Linked DNA regions of Homo sapiens: region 1 is linked to region 2. A link is an interaction called in ENCODE POLR2A ChIA-PET data of the cell type or tissue named here. Cell type or tissue: Panc1. All regions are shown on one strand. Links, peaks and the distances in the headings refer to the core of each region. The heading gives the core; the rest is flanking DNA.

What was found. ChIA-PET counts read pairs that join two places held together with the same protein. Peaks named below come from ENCODE experiments on the same cell type or tissue, not always from the same donor. Only the 100,000 strongest peaks of a DNase experiment are listed, where the experiment ranks them.
Region 1: POLR2A ChIA-PET joins it to region 2 with 5 read pairs; 1 of 35 experiments calls an interaction of 5 or more read pairs at or near these places.

Annotation. Positions count from the first base shown.
Region 1 is chr2:26,519,183-26,528,262 of GRCh38, reverse strand. It overlaps OTOF (otoferlin), which reads left to right. Exons shown (of 47, transcript NM_194248.3): 3 at 343-431. Among named protein-coding and RNA genes, the nearest start is that of OTOF, 35 kb to the left of the region's middle. RefSeq lists a silencer at 6,803-6,968. In Panc1, for the core only: no CTCF peak of the experiment used is centred there; a DNase peak (open chromatin) is centred at 6,912; H3K27me3 peaks cover 1,036 bases.
Region 2 is chr2:26,767,446-26,777,003 of GRCh38, reverse strand. It overlaps SLC35F6 (solute carrier family 35 member F6), which reads right to left. Exons shown (of 6, transcript NM_017877.4): 2 at 2,681-2,753; 3 at 1,789-1,960; 4 at 1,328-1,540; 5 at 522-632. Among named protein-coding and RNA genes, the nearest start is that of SLC35F6, 7.9 kb to the right of the region's middle. In Panc1, for the core only: no CTCF peak of the experiment used is centred there; DNase peaks (open chromatin) are centred at 4,443 and 5,527; H3K27ac peaks cover 2,742 bases.

The sequences.
Region 1 (9,080 bases), core at 5,081-9,080, 250 kb after region 2:
CAACCCCCCTCAGGAGCTGGGAGGCCATGGAAGCAGCGCTGTGTAGGGAGTCAAAAGTCCTGGTAGGTCCAGGCTCTTCACCTACCACATGACCTTGGGCAGGTCCTCCAACATCTCTGAGCACCATCTTTGAAAGAGGAGTGGGCAACAATGCCGGCTCTACAAGGTGGTTGTTGGAACTAAATGAGATTCCAGGTGTCAATGCTTTGTCCCTGGGGAGCACTGGGCCCAAGTGAGGGGCCACTCTGACTGTTGGAGATCCCCACAAGAGATTCCCCTCCCACACCCCACGGCTCCTACCTGTTATTGCCACCGAAGCCGCAGTTGTCCCTCTCTCCCCAGACATTTCGGTGGCCGGTGGCCAGCAGCATCGACAGAAATGAGATGCTGGAGATTCAGGTTTTCAACTACAGCAAAGTCTTCAGCAACAAGTAAGTGTGGGATGGGGCAGGAGGGGCTGGGCCTGGACGGGCTGGGAGCCTGCTCTTCTCCTTGGGCTACCCTCTGTTTGGGGCTTAAAAAGGGGACCTACACTCCCAACCTGCCCTGGATTGATCTTCAAAGACCGAAGAAATCTTGGGCTGGTCTTTGATCCCCATTTTGATCCCTCTTCTTGTCTTCAGAATCCCCCAGTTCTCCCAGCTGCTGTCAGCCAAGAACACTCCACCCTCCTATCACCTCTGCTGTCTCCAACCCCATCAAAGCTTCCTGTCTTAAAGACTTAAAGCTTTAAGTCTCCCTCAATGCCACGCTGGGGTACAGTTACCCACTGGAGAGGCGAAAGGTGGAGGGGCTGATGATCTCCTCCAAGAGACACTCTGTAGCCCTGAGGGCAGGCTTGACAGTTTGGGGTGGTGGTTTAGGAGTCAGGCAAGCCTGATCTCAGACACTCAGGTCAGTCATCTACTGTGTGACCCTGGAAAGGTTACATAACCTCTCTGATTTCAATGTGCTCATGTGTGAAAAGGACAAGTATTTACCTCAAAGGGCAGCTGTGTGAATTAAATGAGATAGATATTCACTCACTCATTCAACAAATGTTTACTAAGCGTCGATTGTGTATCAGGTACTGAATTAGGTGATGCAGAGGGCGGGGTGCCTACCTTCATGGAGCTTGCACTCCACAAGTGAAGTACACCTGCCATACGAGCGTTATCACTATAAGGTGTTCAATAAAAGTAGTTGTCATCCTTCTCTCTGGGCCATGAGAAGAATTCAGAAGGATTTGAACACGCTGGAACAGTGGCTAAGTAATATCTTGGGTTAAAAAATCACAGCCAGGTGTGGCACACACCTGTAGTCCTAGGTCCTTGGGCAGATAAGGCGGGAGGATCATTTGATCCCAGTAATTTGAGGCTAGCCTGGGCAACATAGTGAGATCCCATCTCTTTAAAAAAAAATCGGTTGCTCTTATACAAGCTGGAGGTCATGGCTTAACTGTAACATGTCCAAGAAGGTATGGAGGTGTTAGCTCACTGAGGACTCAGAATGACTCAACAGTGGGAGGAGACTACAAACAAAAGAAAAGTAGGCCTCATCCTAAATCATACTAATAGAATTAAAGCACTCCTGATCTGAGCAGGAGAGACAAGGAGTCCACTGCTCTGATACTAGTGGCAGAGAATTCCTGTAGGCACCACCCTATAGTTTCCAGGAGGAAAGGGACTTTAAGTGTTACCTTATAACAAATGGATGAGAGCCTGAAAGGGAAAATCATAGAGGACATATTCATCCATTCATCCATCCATTGATCCATTCATCCATCCATCCATCTATCATTCCTGTTATTCATCCATCTGCCTATCCATTTGTCTGTCCATCAATTGATTTATCCACCCTTCCTTTCTTTCATCCATCCTTCCATCCTTTCATCCATCCATTCATCAATCCATCCCTCCATCCATTTATCAATTCATTTATCCACCCATTTATCCATCTATCCATTCATCCGTCCATCCTTTCATTCATCCTATCCATCCACTCATCCATCCATCCATCCATCCATTCACCCATCCTTCCTTTCATCCATTCATTCATCAACCCAATCCTTCCATCTTTCCATCCATTCATCCACCACTTACCCTTTCATCCTTTCCATTCATCCTTCCATCCACTCATCCATCCATTCATCCATCCTTCCACCTTTTTTCTTTTCCTTTTTTTTTTTTTTTTTTTTGAGACAGAGTCTTGCTCTGTGGCCCACAGTGGAGTGCAGTGGCCTGATCTCGGCTCACTGCAACCTCCGCCTCTCTGGTTCAAGCAATTATCCTGTATCAGCCTCCTGAGTAGCTGGGATTAGAGGTGCTCACCACCGTGCCCAGCTAATTTTTGTATTTTTAGTAGAGATGGGGTTTCACCATGTTGGCCAGGTTGGTATCGAACTCCTGACCTCAAGTGATCTACCCTCCTCGGCCTCCCAAAGTGCTGGGATTACAGGCGTGAGCCACCACTTTTGGCCCATCCTTCTATCTTTCCATTCACTGATCCATCTATCGATCCATCCATTCTTTCATTCTTTCATCCATCCTTCCATCCATCATCCTTCCTTCCATCCATTCATCCATCCTTTCATTCTTCCATCCATTCATCCATCCATCCATCTTTTCACCCAACTTTGCAGTCACTCATCATACATATAGTGAACAAATGCTTTCTGCCAGTCAGACACTATGCTAGTCACTGGAGATACTGAGATGAGGTATTGAGGCACAGTCCCTGCCCCTACCCTCCCAGAAGGCTTTTTGCCACAGGAAGAGGAAAGAAAGGTGTGTACCTAGAGGCAGGATGAGGAACAGGCTGCTGGAAGACAGCAGACAACTGAAAGATAGCCAGTATTTTCCAGCCAATGTGCTGTCTTAGGAGGTAGTGAGCTCCTTGCCACTGGGAGAGGGTGAGCAAAGAGTGGACCACATTGTAGAGGGGATTTCTGAGTCAGGAAAGGCCCCACCATATGGGCTCCAAGGAGTCTCTGATTCTGTGGGTTTTATTAGGAGCTTTCAAAATCTCAGCTGAGTATGGGGCAAGGGCATTTCAGAAATGCTGTCAGGGCCACAGGGAGGATGTTTAGTGCACAAAGGCCTTCCCTTTGCCTCTCATGGCATCACACCATTCAGGCAGCTGCTTTTGGCACCCACAAGCAAGGTTGGTGAGACACCCCCCACCAGGGGCCCCCAAGGTGAAGCAGAGCCTTCTTCCCTGGGGTGAGATACCATGAGGGTGTGACCTATGAGGACAGGAGAAACAGGAACAAGTGGAAGGCTCACACACAGACCAAGTGGGTGTGAAAAAGGAAGGAGAATCGGAAGTCAAGCACCAGGGAGGGCACCTGAGAGCCCCTGAAGGAACCCAACCATAGGTGCCAAAGCATCCAGGAGCTTTACAGCTCAGCCACTACAGCCCTAGCTGTGCAGGAGGGGAAACCAAGTCTCAGAGGGGAACCTGAGGTCACATGGGTAGACAATGGTAGAGCCAGGGCTAGAATGCATGTCTGTTAACTTCTCTTCCTAATCCAACTCCCAGAAACCAAAATATTTGAGCAGTGATGGTGGAAACTGAGGGCATGGAAGACATTGTTAAATCATTTATAATGAAAGCCACCAGCCTAACCACTGAAATGCTGGAAACACTTGAGCCCATCAAAAGACTGCTACAAACAAATCAGAAGTATTTGGGAAATCGGGAAATTGACTCCCATGCAGTGAATATGTTGAAAGTTACAGCTTCTATTAGGTGTTTTTGGTTTTTGTTTTGTTCAGAGACAGAATCTCACTCTGTCACCCAGGCTGGAGTGCAGTGGCCTAGTCTCGGCTCATTGCAACCTCTGCCTCCTGAGTTCAAGTGATTCTCATGTCTTGGCCTCCCGAGTAGCTGGGACTACAGGTGCATGCCACCAGGCCTGGATAATTTTTGTATTTTTAGTAGAGACAGGGTTTTCCCCATGTTGGCCAGGATGGTCTCGAACTCCTGGCTTCAGGTAATAGACCTGCCTCAGCTTCCCAAAGTGCTGGGATTACAGGTGCCAGCCACCAAATCCAGCCTGTATTAGATGTTCTTAAGTGCCAATAAGAAGGAAGACAGAAAGGGGAATAGTTCCTATCCTAACTCTCCTCTTCTTCCCTCCCTGCCCCCATCCAAGAGAAGGCAGGAAACCCCACAAGGGGAGGCCCAGGCCTGGTGGGAGAGGTTCTGGCATTTCTTTGGAAGCCTAGAGAATGCCCAGGGCACTGCTGGCTGCAGAGCTGAGATGGGAAAGAAGAGGTCCCCTTGTGGAGAGCACAGGCCCAGGCTGACACAGGCCAGCTTGTGGGGGTCAGAGTGGGAGAGAGGTGTTTGGAATGATGTGAGACTCAAGTCTCCCCATCCTGGCATTTGCCTGGGCCAGGCCAGAGGAGCAATGAGGCCACTGCCCTCAACCCCCACATGGCCCAGTTCAGACCCCAGGCTCCTTCTCATGGGGCAGCTGAGTGGAAGGGGTCTTTGGGGTCTGCACTAGGCTTAGCAATGAGCAAAGCCATGGCCACTGCTGGGGACAGTGCCTGGCACATGGCAGGCTCCTGATTATTTTGTGGAATAAAAGAATGAATAAATGCCCCTGTGGTGTTAGGAGGCAGAGGGTAGGTATACAAGGTGGGAGAGCCTTTGAGAGGGAATCGGAGTGGCCCCTCTTCTCTGAAGGACTCAGGGCACTCAAGGGTGACACTCAGCATCACATGACCGATGCATTTGGGGAAATTGAGCTAAAAGAGGCATGGAGGAGCTGCCTGGGAGAGTGGGTCCCAGGACGAGAAATGAGCCTGATCCCATCACTGCCATCTCAGAGAGAGAGACTTGTCCTAGAAGCAGAGAGTAGCTTGGAAACTGGCCCCTCACCCAGTGGTTCTAGAGGCTGCCAGGAGGCAGAGACATGGTATGAAGGAAGGAGGCATCCTAGGCAGAAACCAGGAGACCTCCAGGTCTGCTTGGCCCCGTTTGGAACAAAGACCTGTGTCCAGGAACCTTGGGCTTCCCCATGAGAAAGAAATGTTCGGTTCAGAAGATTTTGTGCATCCAGCTCTGCCTGTCCGGGACCTCTGAGGGTCCATGGCCTGGCCTCCAGCCTCCTGCCTGCTAAGGATGCCAGGGACCCTGAATAATTCAGGAGCCAGGACAGCAGGAGAGGCCTCGCAGGGCCCAGGACACCTGACACGGGCTCCCAGGGGAAAGTGATGAATTATTGACAGGATTCTGGTGCCCAGTTGCCGCTCTATTGTGATCAGTCTGTGGGCCCATCTGGGCTGGAGGCCTTTTCCTGCCGGCTAATTACGTGGGGATCTTAGCTCTGCCCAGCCGCCCAGCCCCTCGTGGGGCCAGACAGCCTCCTGTGAGGGGTGTCCTCTTTGCCATGGTGACCTGGATGGCCCTGTAAGGCAAGTAGTCAGAGGACATGGAGTTAGCCCCAGATCCTTTGCCTGACAGCCCCAGGGAAACTGAGGCCCAGAGAGGCCTCTTGTCCAGGGTCACACAGCAGGTTCAGGACAGTCAGGTCTTCACCCCAGGCCTCCTGACACCCGGGCCAGTGCTCCTTCCCACAGAACACATGGCCTCACAACTCCATTTCTAGGGAAATGACTCAGCTGTCTAAGGAGCATATGAGCCCACCCTTCCTCAATCGTCCTGGGCCCCACTCTCCCAGGCAGCTCCTCCATGCTGACCCATGCAGAGGAGTAAGAACCTACTATGTGTGCAGCCAGGATGCACAAAGGCCAGCTGCGGCGGGCAGGGTCGCCTCTGGGGTCACCACAAGGGCCAGAGCCAGGGGCTTCTCCTACCTCTTCCTGTCCCAGCTTCTTCCCAAAGAATATCTATAGAAGACGGGCTGAGGGATGGCATCCTAGAAGCAGTGCCAGGGCCTTTGTTTTGAAACTGTTTTCATGGCAAGCACTGTGTTTTTGCTTAAATGGTATGTTACAGACCTGTAGAAAGAGTCAAGGTTTATAAAACTGCTTTTCTTTATACTTTACATAAGGCTGAGATAATATCAATTGTCCATGTCAAAAAATATAATTTTTACTTTTATTTGAGAGAGGTTGGGGGGTGAACTGTTAGGAGTTAAAACCCCCCAAGCCACTCTTGGAGGTGTGGCAAATTGATTCCTTTAATCTTGCAAGCTCCTAGCGTCCCAGTCCCACCCTCCAGGCCATAGACAAGCTCTGGCTGTGCGAGGCTGTGCACAGCTTGAAGGGTGGGGGACTGCCTGGACCTGCCCCTGAAGCCCATCCTGCAAAGGAGACTCGCCCTGTGTAGGCTCTCCAGATGGCCAGCCCTGCTCATTATTAGGGAGGGAGGAGGGGCTGGCATCCGAGTGCCGGTGTTGGTAGAGGAATTTCACATGAGCAGTCTCCTCACCACTGTCCGGTGGAAGTCGGAGGGCTATAGCAGAAGGAGCCAAAACCACACTGCTGCCAGGAGGTGGAATCTCCCTTGGGTCCTGCTGAGTGAGCCCACATCTGTCTGACTCCAGAGCCCAGGCTCCTCACTGTCTACACCGCTTCCCTTTAGGGATGGAATTAATCTGCATGTGGACAGGGCTTGGACCAGGGTAGGAAGAGTAGGGGATTTGCCTGGAGGCCAATCTTGCTCAGCACACTGTGTGATTAAGGCAGTGGCTGAATGGACTACCAGTGACAGCCCCATCACTGTCACCACCACCGGAGTATCTAGCAGGGACTTAAAAGCACATGTCAGGGAGGTTGTTTCAGGGATTCCTCCTGGAAGGGGCGCTGGACAAGGTCTCTCAGGTTCTTCCCAAGTATAAGATCTGAGATTCAGGCAGGTTAAGCCTAGAAGGCACCAGACGCCTCTGTGAGCACTTGCAGGGGGAATAGCTCCACCCTGCCCCCTGGGAGTGTCTTGTCACATTGCAGCACCTCTGCGGATCCTGGGGAGCTGCCTTGGCTGTTCTTAGGCATCTAATTCTGGAGAAAGATGTGCCTGATCGCCCCACGCTCAACAGGTGCTCGACAGGTCCTAGGGGAATCAAGGCAGCTGAATAGCCATCCACAAAGGGTAATAGTAGAGCAGGGATTCTCAAAGTGTCTCCCCAGCCAGCAGCTTCAGCATCACCTGGAAACTTGTCAGAAATACACATTCTCAGGCCCTCTCCCACCCACTGAATCAGAGCCCTGGGGTCGGGGCCAGTGGTGTGAACTGAAGTCCGGTGGACCCAGTTTGGTGACTTCACATTAGAAGCTTGAAGTTGGCCATGGCGGGAGTATTTATATCTCAGAAACCAGCAAATGCTACAGATGAGCACCTCTCCTCTCCCACCAGTGACACATTTTCCAGCATATCCACAGAAGAGGATATCCCAGCCGTGCATGTTTTCACAAGCCCTCCAGGTGATTCTGCTCATGCTGAAGTTTGAGAACCACTGATTTAGAACAAAAAGGGGTGAGGCTGCAAAAAGATGAGTGTATTTTTTCGTGCCCGTGGTCTACTGTTAGAATGTCTACATGGTACGGAAGCTAAAAGTCCCCTTCCCTCTTCATTTTATAAAGACCAAATTGAGACTCAGGGGCAGCAGCTCCAGGGCTCCTGGCCCCCAGCCCAGCACTTCTGTCTCTGGGGCACTGCCTGAGCTGGGAGAGGTGCATGCAGCTATGGAAGAAGGCTTCCATGGGCTGCTCTAAGGGCCCAGAAGCCCAGTTCGGCTTTAGAGTGAAGGAGTGGCGTGGTCAGTTTCATCCTCAGGGAGGTGGGGCACAATGGTGGTTGGGGCTCTGAGCTCCAAAGGGGAGCATTTCATATCCATTCCTCATGGCTGCCCCTACCACTTCCTCCCCTCACACAGATGGGAAGATTTTTAAAAAATCAATGTTCACCCTCCACAGACCTCAGGGTGGTAGAGACATGAAGCATGTCTGAGTCAGAATTCATCTGATACCTCACCTCACCCAGATCTACCATTAATTAGCTGTGTCCCTTCCCCTTCCATGGCCTCACTGTCTTCCTCTATAAATCTCAGGCAGCATCAGATGATGCCCAAGGTCCCTTCCAGCTCTCACACGCCCTGGATGCTTCCCTCCCCTTTGTGCCTTCAGCTAGAAATGGTGTGTGTATTCTAATCCACTCTATGTGGAAGCACCATGTAAGAACGTCTGTCTGAGTTCCCTGTTCTCTCCCAGAGCAACAAACAGCCTTCTGACTGTGGGGTGCAATGGGGTTGAAGTCAACTCCATCAGCATTTATTGGGCACCCACTGTTGTTCATTAATTCAGCCAGCAGATATTGAGATCTCTAGTGTGCTAGAAATGTCAAACAGAGGCTAGAATAAAAAGCACCACCCATGCCCTTGAGAGGTTCACAGTTTAGAGGCAGTACATGAATCACGACAAAACGGACTGCTTTGGAGTGCTGGCTGTGTGCTGGGGGCTTTGACAAGAACACTCGCAGATGATCTCATTCAGTCCTCCAACAACAACTCTGTGAAGTAGGGCTTATCAGCTCATCTTATGAGAAAACCGACACTGAGAGAGCTTAAGGAAGTTGCCCAGGAAGCAGGTAGCTTGCTAGTCAGTGTCAGAGCTGGGTTCAGATCCCTGTCTCTTTGATGCCAGGACTGTGCTGTTAACCAAAGCATTGCACCGCCTCTCCCCTGCTGTGCAGTTCCATGGGCTCTGCCATCACACAGGTTCCTGCCATCCAGGAACTTACAGGCTGCAGATGTGGAATGGATGAGTGAGTGCTGTTGGTGTGGGCTGGAAACCTTGGTCATGGTTAGGCGGGTAGAAGCCGGAGGAGCTACTTGTCCATCCAGGAAACTCAGGTCCTTTCCCAGCCTCCACACTGAGCATCTGGAAGCTTCTCTGCAAGGGCTCAGCTAAAGCTGGATTTCATGCACCTTTCCCCGCAGTCTGTAGACATCCCCTAAGGGTGCTCACTGCCCCTTGGAGCTCTCCCAAGGAAATGGGCCTCCCACAAACAACCATCCACAGTGGGACATGCTGCCCTGGCTGCAACCAGTCCTGGCTCCTGGGCCACCTTCTCCAGCCCAGCCCAGAGCTGGAGCAAGCCCACCTGAGTCCTCCCCAAGCAGTCACAGC
Region 2 (9,558 bases), core at 2,942-6,941:
GTTTCAAACTCCTGACCTCAAGTGATCCACCCGCTTTGGTCTCTCAAAAGTGCTGGGATTACAGGTATGAGCCACCGCACCTGGCCACACTCAAAATTATTCCTCACTGGTTTTCAAATTCACATCCAGTCCCCTGTGCCTTTGCTCTGTTTGGAGCTGCTCCTACTACTGCCTGTTGAAATTTGCAGCTCGAATGCCACCCTCCCTGCCCTGAGAGACTCAGATAGGCATGGCCAATGAGACATCAGTTGAGCACAAGTGGTCCAAACTTGAATTCACTGACTGCCCTTTCTTCCTGCTGGTCACCTCCTCTGAAGGGCTTGCATCTCATTCATCTCTGTCCTTGGTCTCCTCTAGTTCCTGACACAGCAGGTGTCAGAAGACTTGTCAAAACACATCTGGAAGGCAAGGCGGGGCAGGAAGTTCACCCCCCACAAGTGAACCCTGGCACCTTGTCCTGTGCTCAGCTCCCCAGGCTCCCTTCTACCCCACTCCTTCCAGGCCCCTGTGCCCACACACACCCTCAGTGCCAACTGCCCGCAGTGGGTGCACATTGTGTTTGTAGACGAACTTCTCCTCTAGCACCATCTGGATGGCAACGATGATCTGGGCCATGATGATCAACAGGTCCCCTGTGGGGAAGGAGGGACCCAGATGAGAACAGGGCTGCACTGGGGCTGGGGGCCAGGAGAGCATGGCCACAGCGACCAAACATGCCAGCCCCTGACCTCTGCAGGGCCCCCTATAGTTCATAGGCACAGTCACCACTGCCTGTCCCTGATTCCCTGGTTCCTGAGGGGCATGCCAGCAGTGCCAGGCTAAGGCCCCAGAGGCCTGCCTGTGTCTAAGAGCTGCCCCACGGGGTATGACGCAGGTCTTTCAAGAAGCAACAGGCTTTGAGATAGACATTTCTTGGTTGATCCTGACCCTAAGTGACCCAGGACAGTCATTTCATTGTAAAATGGGCTGTGATGCATCCGTTTGGGGCCTGTGGGAGTCACTGTGATGATGAACACACAGTGCTCAGCACCAGGCTGGGCACTTGGTAAGCACCTGTTCCTTTCCACTCCCAAATCCAGTAGTTTGCATGTCTGCATCTGTATCAAAGGACAAGCCAGCCCCTCGCCCTGCCCGGCCTGCCACTCATCCTTGGTGGAGCCACATCCCTTTGCAGTCTTCCCTACATTCTATCCATCACCTCCAGAGCTACCCACCTCACCCAGGGCTTGGTATATGGCACATGGCAGAGCTTGTATGAGTCTGTGCTGGGCTCCCAAGGAGGACAGGGCAGGATAGGGCAGCCCCGTGTCCCTGCCCCTGGCCGCACCTGTGATCACTTCGCTGAGCTTGTGCTGACTGTCGTGCTTGCTCAGGAGGTCAGCCAGGCCCACGACCACCAGCCCCGCGATGGTGGCTAGGATGCCCAGCCACTGGCTCAGCACCAGCCTCCGGCCCAGGAAGGCCACCGAGAACAGGCCAGTGAATATGATCACTGCACCCCGCAGCATCTGGAAGCTGGAGGCACTGGTCATGTTCAGAGCTAGGAAAGGAGAAACAAATTACAGTTAGCTTCCCAAGGCGAAGGCCATCTGTCACTAAGGGGTCTTTGGTGATAGACATGCCAAGCTCATAGTAAGCGCTCGATCAGTCCTGCCTGTGTGCCTGTGCGTGTGAAGTCTGGGGGAATGGTGGGATGAAGTGGAGGTGGGTGGGATAGGGCTGTTTCACCAGTAGCCCCTTCAGCCACAGCTTCCCCTGAGCCCTTCTCAGCCTGGCCTGGTTACTCACCCACATACATGAGGCTGGTCCCTGTCATGTCACAGAGCGCTGGGGGCAGGAAAAGAAGAGGGTTGAAGGGCTGCTGGGGGTCTACGCTGGAGTCTGATTGCCCTGCAGCTCTGCATCGGAGGAGGTAGAAGGCAGCCAGGCAGGAGAATTCTCCCAGGAACATGCCCACTGCCTGCAGGGATGAAAACCCGAGGACTTCAGAGCTGGAAGGGATCTCGGGGATCATCTTTAACTATTTTTTTTAATGCAAACTTTTGTCAAACAAGAGCTTACCCAGAACCCCAATATGTAAAATAGACAAATGCAGAGCTGCCATGGAGGCTAGAGACAGCCTCCTAGGTCTGCCCCAAAGCCCCCATACATCCTGATGAACCCTAAGGCTGTGCAGAGCCCTGTCTGAAAACCATCCATCTAGGCCAACCCCTAGTCAAATCGCAGGTGGAGAAGCCTAGACCCAAGAGAGGCTCAAAGACTTATGTAAGGCCACAAAGCAAGTTGCTGGTAGAGCTGGGGCTGACATTTGAGTCTCCTGATTCTCAGTTCAACGAACAGTGTCTTCCATTTATGGTGTCTGCCCTGTCCCAATTGGGGTCTGGGCTCCCAGTGGATAGAGAGCTGACTTTTGTCACTAGGGCTGATGTTTTCCACGTGTCCTGACTTGGATGTGGTGAGGACATGACCACTTGCCAGGACTTTCGCAGAGGATGGTGCTCTTTGCCCTATTCTAAACCTTGGATTCTGCTCTGGGGAGGGAAAGAGAGAAGTGGATGGCTCTTCTGGGAGCAGGAGACACCTCCACTCCTAAGTCAGGAAACAGCCTGGCCTCATGGCCGGGGGTGGCGCCTGGTCTGAGGCCCGGGAGACAGGAGGTAGGAGGGACAGGGCCAGATACCTGGAGGAAGGGATGCTGGAAGCTGTGCTCCTTGCTCCCTCCACAGCCCTCGGCCATGAAATTGTCCGCCCATCTGTAGGAGAGAGAGGGAAGGTCAGACCCTGTCAGCATCCTACCCTGGTGCTAGTGAAGAGGCTCACACCTCTCAATGTCAAGAGGCCCAGACCTGGGTGACCCGGCCCCAGAGTGGGGCTCCCTCTCAAAGGGGTCAGTCTTCACCTCAAGGAGTTTTAACTTGGCATTTCCTCAAGTCACTGTGTCTGTGCCTCTGTAATGCACAGAAATCACAGATACTCTCATGATCACATTACAGTCATTGTATATATCGTGAGGTATCATTTACACTCATCACTCATGAACATTACAGTAGTCAGACCCACTTATAACAATGTAGTAGAAAGCATTTCTATATAGCTGGGCGCAGTGGCTCACGCCTGTAATCCCGACACTTTGGGAGGCTGAGGTGGGTGGATCACTTGACGTCTGGAGTTCGAGACCGCCTGGCCAACATGGTGAAACCCCGTCTCTACTAAAAATACAAAAATTAGCCGGGCGTGGTGGTACAAGCCTGTAATCCCAGCTACTCAGGAGGCTGAGGCATGAGACTCACTTGAACCTGGGGGACAGAGGCTGCAGTGAGCCGATATTGCACCACTGCACTCCAGCCTAGGTGATGGAGCAAGATCCTGTCTCAGAAAAAAAAAAAAAAAGCATATCTATATATATTCTATATCACGAATTTGCTTTTTTAAGTGTTTGATAACTGTATTTCAATTTAATTGACTTCTTTTGTAATCCTTGGTCTTTTTTTTTTTTTTTTCTTAATGGAGTCTCGCTCTGTCGCCCAGGCTGGAGTGCAGTGGCAAGATCTCGGCTCACTGCAAGCTCCGTCTCCCGGGTTCACGCCATTCTCCTGCCTCAGCCTCCTGAGCAGCTGGGACTACAGGCGCCCGACACCACGCCTGGCTAATTTTTTTTTGTATTTTTAGTAGAGACGGTGTTTCACCGTGTTAGCCAGGATGGTCTCAATCTCCTGACCTTGTGAACCACCCTCCTCAGCCTCCCAACGTGCTGGAATTACAGGCGTGAGCCACCGTGCCTGGCCCAATCCTTGGTCTTATTTACACGTTTTAAAACATTACTGTAAGAAGAGGTCCATAGGCTGTGCCAGACTGTCAAAGAGTCCCATGGCATGAAAAATATCAAGAACCTCTGGTCTACAGGAGTATTTGGGTCCTGGGAAATGACTTAATACAGACCACCTGCTCACCTTCAAAAAGCCTGAATGGTTTGGAAGATCTTTCTAATGCTGACTTTCAAGCAGGTGGCAAAGACATCACACTCATGGCATGACCTCCCAGTCAGCACCCGGCAGATGGTGATGACTGATTATGACATACTTCCCCGATGAGCCTAGACACAAGCCCAGAATCCTTTGTGGCATAGTGCTTTGGGCAGCTTAACCACCAATCACTCTGAACTGTCTGCCATCTGTGCATGAAAATTCTCTGTCTTGAATTTCGTCTTTGCTGGGCTTGGTTAGGTCTGTGGAATCTTGTCTAATCTTTCATTTGAAAGCCCTTTAGGTACCTGGGGACTTGTTGACCTTCTTCTGAATCTTCTCATCTCCTGGCTAAACAGCTCCAGCCTCTCCTAACCTTTCACCCCTGGCCACTGACTTCTGGAAGTACTCTGGTGTACCCAGGCCCAGAGCCAAGAGCATGTGATCTGGCCCAGACTGAGGCTAGCAAGGCGTGGCCCTCCCTCATGTTGACACCCTGGGTTCGTTGACACAGCTCCAAATGCATCAGTAACATCATGTGCTGACTGAAGTCAACACAGTCCCAGAGCCGTTTCCTGTGGGCCACCGACCTGCTCCCACTGCAGCATATCCTGCATAGGCAGTGGATGTCTTTAAAGTGCAAGACTCGGGACTTCTTTTTATTAAATGCCTTTCCTTGAAATGTCTTTCCAGGGCAGTCAGATTGCAGTGCACAGCCCTGCACTGCCATTGGCTCATCTCTGTAGCGAGCCTCAGCTCCCAAAGGGCGGGGGAGTCCTCTGGTTCCTGTACCTCCCCCGCAGCACCCAGAGCATGTGCCACTGGTTGTGCCGCAGTTAGGGTCTAGGTTTGACAAAGTCCCTGTCCAGCTTTGGCTTCTCTATATGCCTCTGAGTTTGCGGAAGAAAACAGGGCTATGGCAAACCTATTCCATAGTGAGAGACCCCACCAGCTCCTGGAGATGTGGAGAAAGAGGGGTAGTTAAGATTCCTTGTGGTTCTTGGGAATGGCAGGGGCAAAGGAGAGTTGAAGGGAGAAGTTCGGACAGAACTGTTTAGAAGGCAGAGAGAAACCTGGAGCCTGGCATGGCTTGGGGACCAGGCTGTAACCAGTACCAGTGGGGCAAAGAAAGCGCCTGCTATGGAACAGGGAGTCTGGGAGCTGGGGAAGCCTCCACCCCAGGTCAGGAAACACCTGACCTCATGGGCTGGAGTCTCACTTCTTTCTCTTTTTTTTTTTAGAGAGAGGGTCTCACTATGTTGCCATGGCTGGTCTTGAACTCCTGGGCTCAAGCAATCCTCCCGCCTCAGCCTCCTGAGTTGCTGAGATTATAGGCATGAGCCACTGCACCCATGGTGCCTAATTTCTGCCTGATATGCTGTTGGCTCTTGGATCCCTGGCCAGGACAGGACATGGAACATGGGTAAGGGCCACAGACCCAGCAGGGCTGCTCTCGAACCCAGTCTTGCTTTTGCAGAAAGAGCCCCCTGAGAAGGCCTGCATGAGGCAACTGAGTGAAACAGAGGCAAAGCAAGGAAGAGAGAAGAGGTCAAGCCTTACCAAGGGCACAGAGCCAACTGCCCAGAGCAAGTGAAGTCAGAGAGATGGGAATCCCCAGGCCAGGAGCCAAGTTTCCTCTAGGAGGGACAAGGGAGCTATTGCCAGGCCATGAAGGTTGATCAGAAGCTTCAGGCAAGGATTATTATTTATTTTATTATTATTTTTGTCTGTAGGGGGCAGGTATGGAAGCTGAGGCCACATTTCCATGAGTCCTACTTCCCACCTGAGTCTGAGGGCCCCCTGCTGGTAGAACAAGTTGGTCCATAGGGGAAACCCCTCGGGGCCTGTCCTTCCCCAAGGCTGGGGCGCTTCTTGGGGAGCTGACTGTAGGGCTGGTGCTGAGCTCCCCACCTCCCACAGGGGTTGTCTTCGCTTTCTCCACGGGTAGGTCTGCCTAGACAGGCCTGGCTGGCAGCGCTCCCGGCTGGGGAAATGGTATCTCTTTGTATCTGAGGGCCTGGGGCAGGCTGACAGCCCAAGGGATTGGGTGTCAGCAGCATGGGCTGCCTTGCCCAGCCTGAGATGCTCAGGCCTGCAGGTACCTTGGGGCAGAAAGCCAGGCTTCTCATCCTGGATTGGAGACAGGTTTCGACTCCTGGCGCAGAATCAGAAAAGACCCCAGCCTCACAGGCTAGAACAAAAATCCAGCCCCAGTTTGCCTGGGGATGACAGCAGTGACCCCTAAGGTGGGCAGCACTTTGCTGTCAGTTCTTCACAACGTTTGTTGTTTGTTGTCTTTTGTTTTTGTTCTTGTTTTTTTTTTTGAAACGGAGCCTCCCTCTGTCACCCAGGCTGGAGTGTAGCAGCGCGATCTTGGCTCACTGCAACCTCTGCTTTCCAGGTTCAAGTGATTCTCCTGCCTTAACCTCCCAAGTAGCTGGGATTACGGGCACCCACCACCATGCCCAGCTAATTTTTATATTTTTTGTAGAGACGGAGTTTCACCATGTTGGCCAGGATGGTCTCGAACTCCTGACCTCAAGTGATCCACCCGTATCAATCTCCCAAAGTGATCGGATTACAGGTATAAGCCTCTGCGTCCGGCCAACAACGTTTGTTTTTTTGTTTTGTTTTTCAGACAGGGTATTACTCTGTCACTGAGGCTGGAGTGCAGTGGCACAATCACGGCTCACTACAGCCTCAGCCTCCCAAGGCTCATATGATCCTCTCACCTCAGCCTCCTGAGTAGCTGGGACTACAGGCATGGGCCACCATGCCCGGCTAATTTTTGTATTTTTTGCAAAGATGCAGCCTTGTTTATGCTGCCCAGGCTAGTCTCGAACTCCTGGCCTCAAGAGATTGACCTGCCTCAGCCTCCCGAAGTGCTGGGATTACAGGTGTGAGCCACTGCACCCAGCCCATGTTTCCTTAAATGCACAATTCATAGGACACTTCATGGGGACTGTCCCGTTAAGCCTTACAACAAGGATCCTCATTTTAGATGGGGACTCTGAGGCTTAAGGCAGATCCAGGGTTAAACCTTGCTTGAATTTATACTCAGAAAAGGCAGAATACAGAGAAAACCCAGAGTTTTGAGTCCCACAGGCTGGACAAGTTACAGGGTAATCATACCAACACTGACAAACTGTCAGAAGCAATACATGATATAAGGATATATACATGACCTGGCACATGGCAGGTATTCAGCAAAACTCATTTTCTGCCCCTTCTCCTTTCCCTTCACTGAGCAGAAGCCATCTCCCCCTTGGGTTCAGCGTGGCCCCAGCTCCCCTTCAGCCTGAAAGCTACTGGAAAAACGTCTGGAACCTGTCCTGCTGGCTGAGGCAGAGGTGGCTGGAGGGACCTCAGGCTATTGTCCCTGCAGTTCACAGAGCCAAAATGCTGAAACAGAAGAAACTCAGCCATCAGCTGAACTCCTTATTTGACAGACAGGAACCCAGGGGCCAGAGAGGGCTCGAGGGGCTCACGGCTCCTCAGATGTTGAAACAGGGCCAGTACACTGGAAGCTCAGCAGGCAGTCATGCGCCCCCTCCCTGATGCTCTGAAGCTCTCCTCTGAGTTCTTGCTCCCCTAGCTGGTGGGAGGAGAGGGGCAGCCCAGTAGGTGGGCCTGTCTTCTCCACAGACACTGTATTCTAGGGGAGATGACCTCCAGGGCAGGAGGCCCGAAGGGTCCTAGCGGGGACAAGCTGAGGCCGCTCCTTTTGGCGGGCAGGCTGGGGAGTAGGCTCTCCGTGCTGGGTGGTGAGTCACTCCCTAGCATGGCCAGGCCCAAACTCAAAGCTCAGCATTCTGGGAGGTGTGCACGTCCACGTGAACGGGGGTGGCGAAAACAGACTGAGGAAGTGGCGATGGGGCTGGCTTGGGCAGATTAGCTGTGGCCATTCCCACAGAATCTCTGCCACTTCCTCTTGTGTCCCCAGCTTGTCAAGCCCAGTGAGTCCCCTTCTTTCTCCTGCCTGGGACCTACAGAAGGGCCAAGGCTTCTCCACTCTCTGGGGTGCCACAGCAGGTGGCCCTGGCTCCTGAGGTGACAATGGTGAGCCCTCTCATCTCCATGGAATGGAAAACTTTCCTTAAGCTGGGTGTGGTGGTGCATGCCTGTAATCCCAACACTTTGGGAGGCTGAGGCAGGTGGATTGCTTGAGCCCAGGAGTTTGAGACCAGCCTAGGAAACATGGCAAGACGCTGTCTCTACAAAAAATACAAAAATTAGGTGGGCACGGTGGCGGGTGTCTGTGGTCCCATCTACTTGGGAGGCTGAGGTGGGAGGATGGCTCAAGGTTGCAGTGAGCCTAGATGGCACCATTGCACTCCAGCCTGGGCAACAGAGAGAGACCGTGTCTTAAAAAAAAAAAAAAAAAAGGCTGGGCACAGTGGCTCATGCCTGTAATCCCAGCACTTTGGGAGGCCGAGATGGGCGAGGTCAGGAGATCGAGACCATCCTGGCTAACACAATGAAACCCTGTCTCTACTAAAAAAATACAAAAAAATTATCCGGGCATGGTGGCAGGCACCTGTAGTCCCAGTTACTCAGGAGGCTGAGGCATGAGAATGCGTTCACCCGGGAGGCGGAGCTTGCAGTGAGCTGAGATCACACCACTGCACTCCAGCCTGGATGACAGAGCCAGACTCCGTCTCAAAAAAAAAAAAAAAAGGAAACCTTCCTCAGTAGATCTTCAGTGTCCAGGAAGAAGGTACGGCAGGGATCACCAAGTCCATTTTACAGATGAGAAAACTGAGGCTCACAGAGGTCCAGTGGCTCATCTATTCCTCAGGTCCCAAGCCTCATGAACTTCCCACTCTACTACACTGTCCTCCTGAGTTAAGGCTTCCACAAGCTGGCCCAACAACCCCTTTGAAGCAATTATCCCATGCCAGTTCATGGAACCCAAGGGTGGTGGGGCAGCTGCCAAGGGCAAACATTGGAGCTGGCACAGAAAGGACACAGAAGAAGAGCAAACACCTCTTCTCTAGTAGAGGCCTAGTGGTTTCCAGGCTTCCTGCCACCTTCTTGGCAGGGTCCCTGGCCTGGGCATGAAAGGAAGTCAGGCTCATATCCCTGCCTGGCTGGGAGGGCCCTACAGCCTGCAGAACTTAGGAGGGGAGCTGAGCCTTACTTAGTGAGCATCTACTTGACCCTGGCTCTATTAATTAATTATTTATTATTATTATTTGTAGAGAACGAGGTCTCCCTATGTTGTCCAGGCTGATCTTGAACTCCTGGGCTCAAATGATCATCCCACCTCAGCCTCCAGTCTGGGATTACAAGCTGGAGCCACAGTGCCCAGCTGACCCCGGCTCTTCATATGTAGAACCTCAGTTGGATTCAGGAGACTGGGGTTCTGAAATGAGTACCTGTGGATGGGGCACTGGCTCACGTAGACAGAAATGGCTTGGCCTAAAGAAGATGATCGACAGAAGGTGCTAGTGAGGAGGTTTTGAGAAAACAGCCAGGGAAAGAAGAAGCCACTTCACAGGGAGGGGCCCCCTGCCAGGACCCAGGGATGGGGCCGCAGAGAGGAAAGCTGACCTGCCGCCCCAGCACAGCAGGCAGCACGTGCTCAGATGTGCTT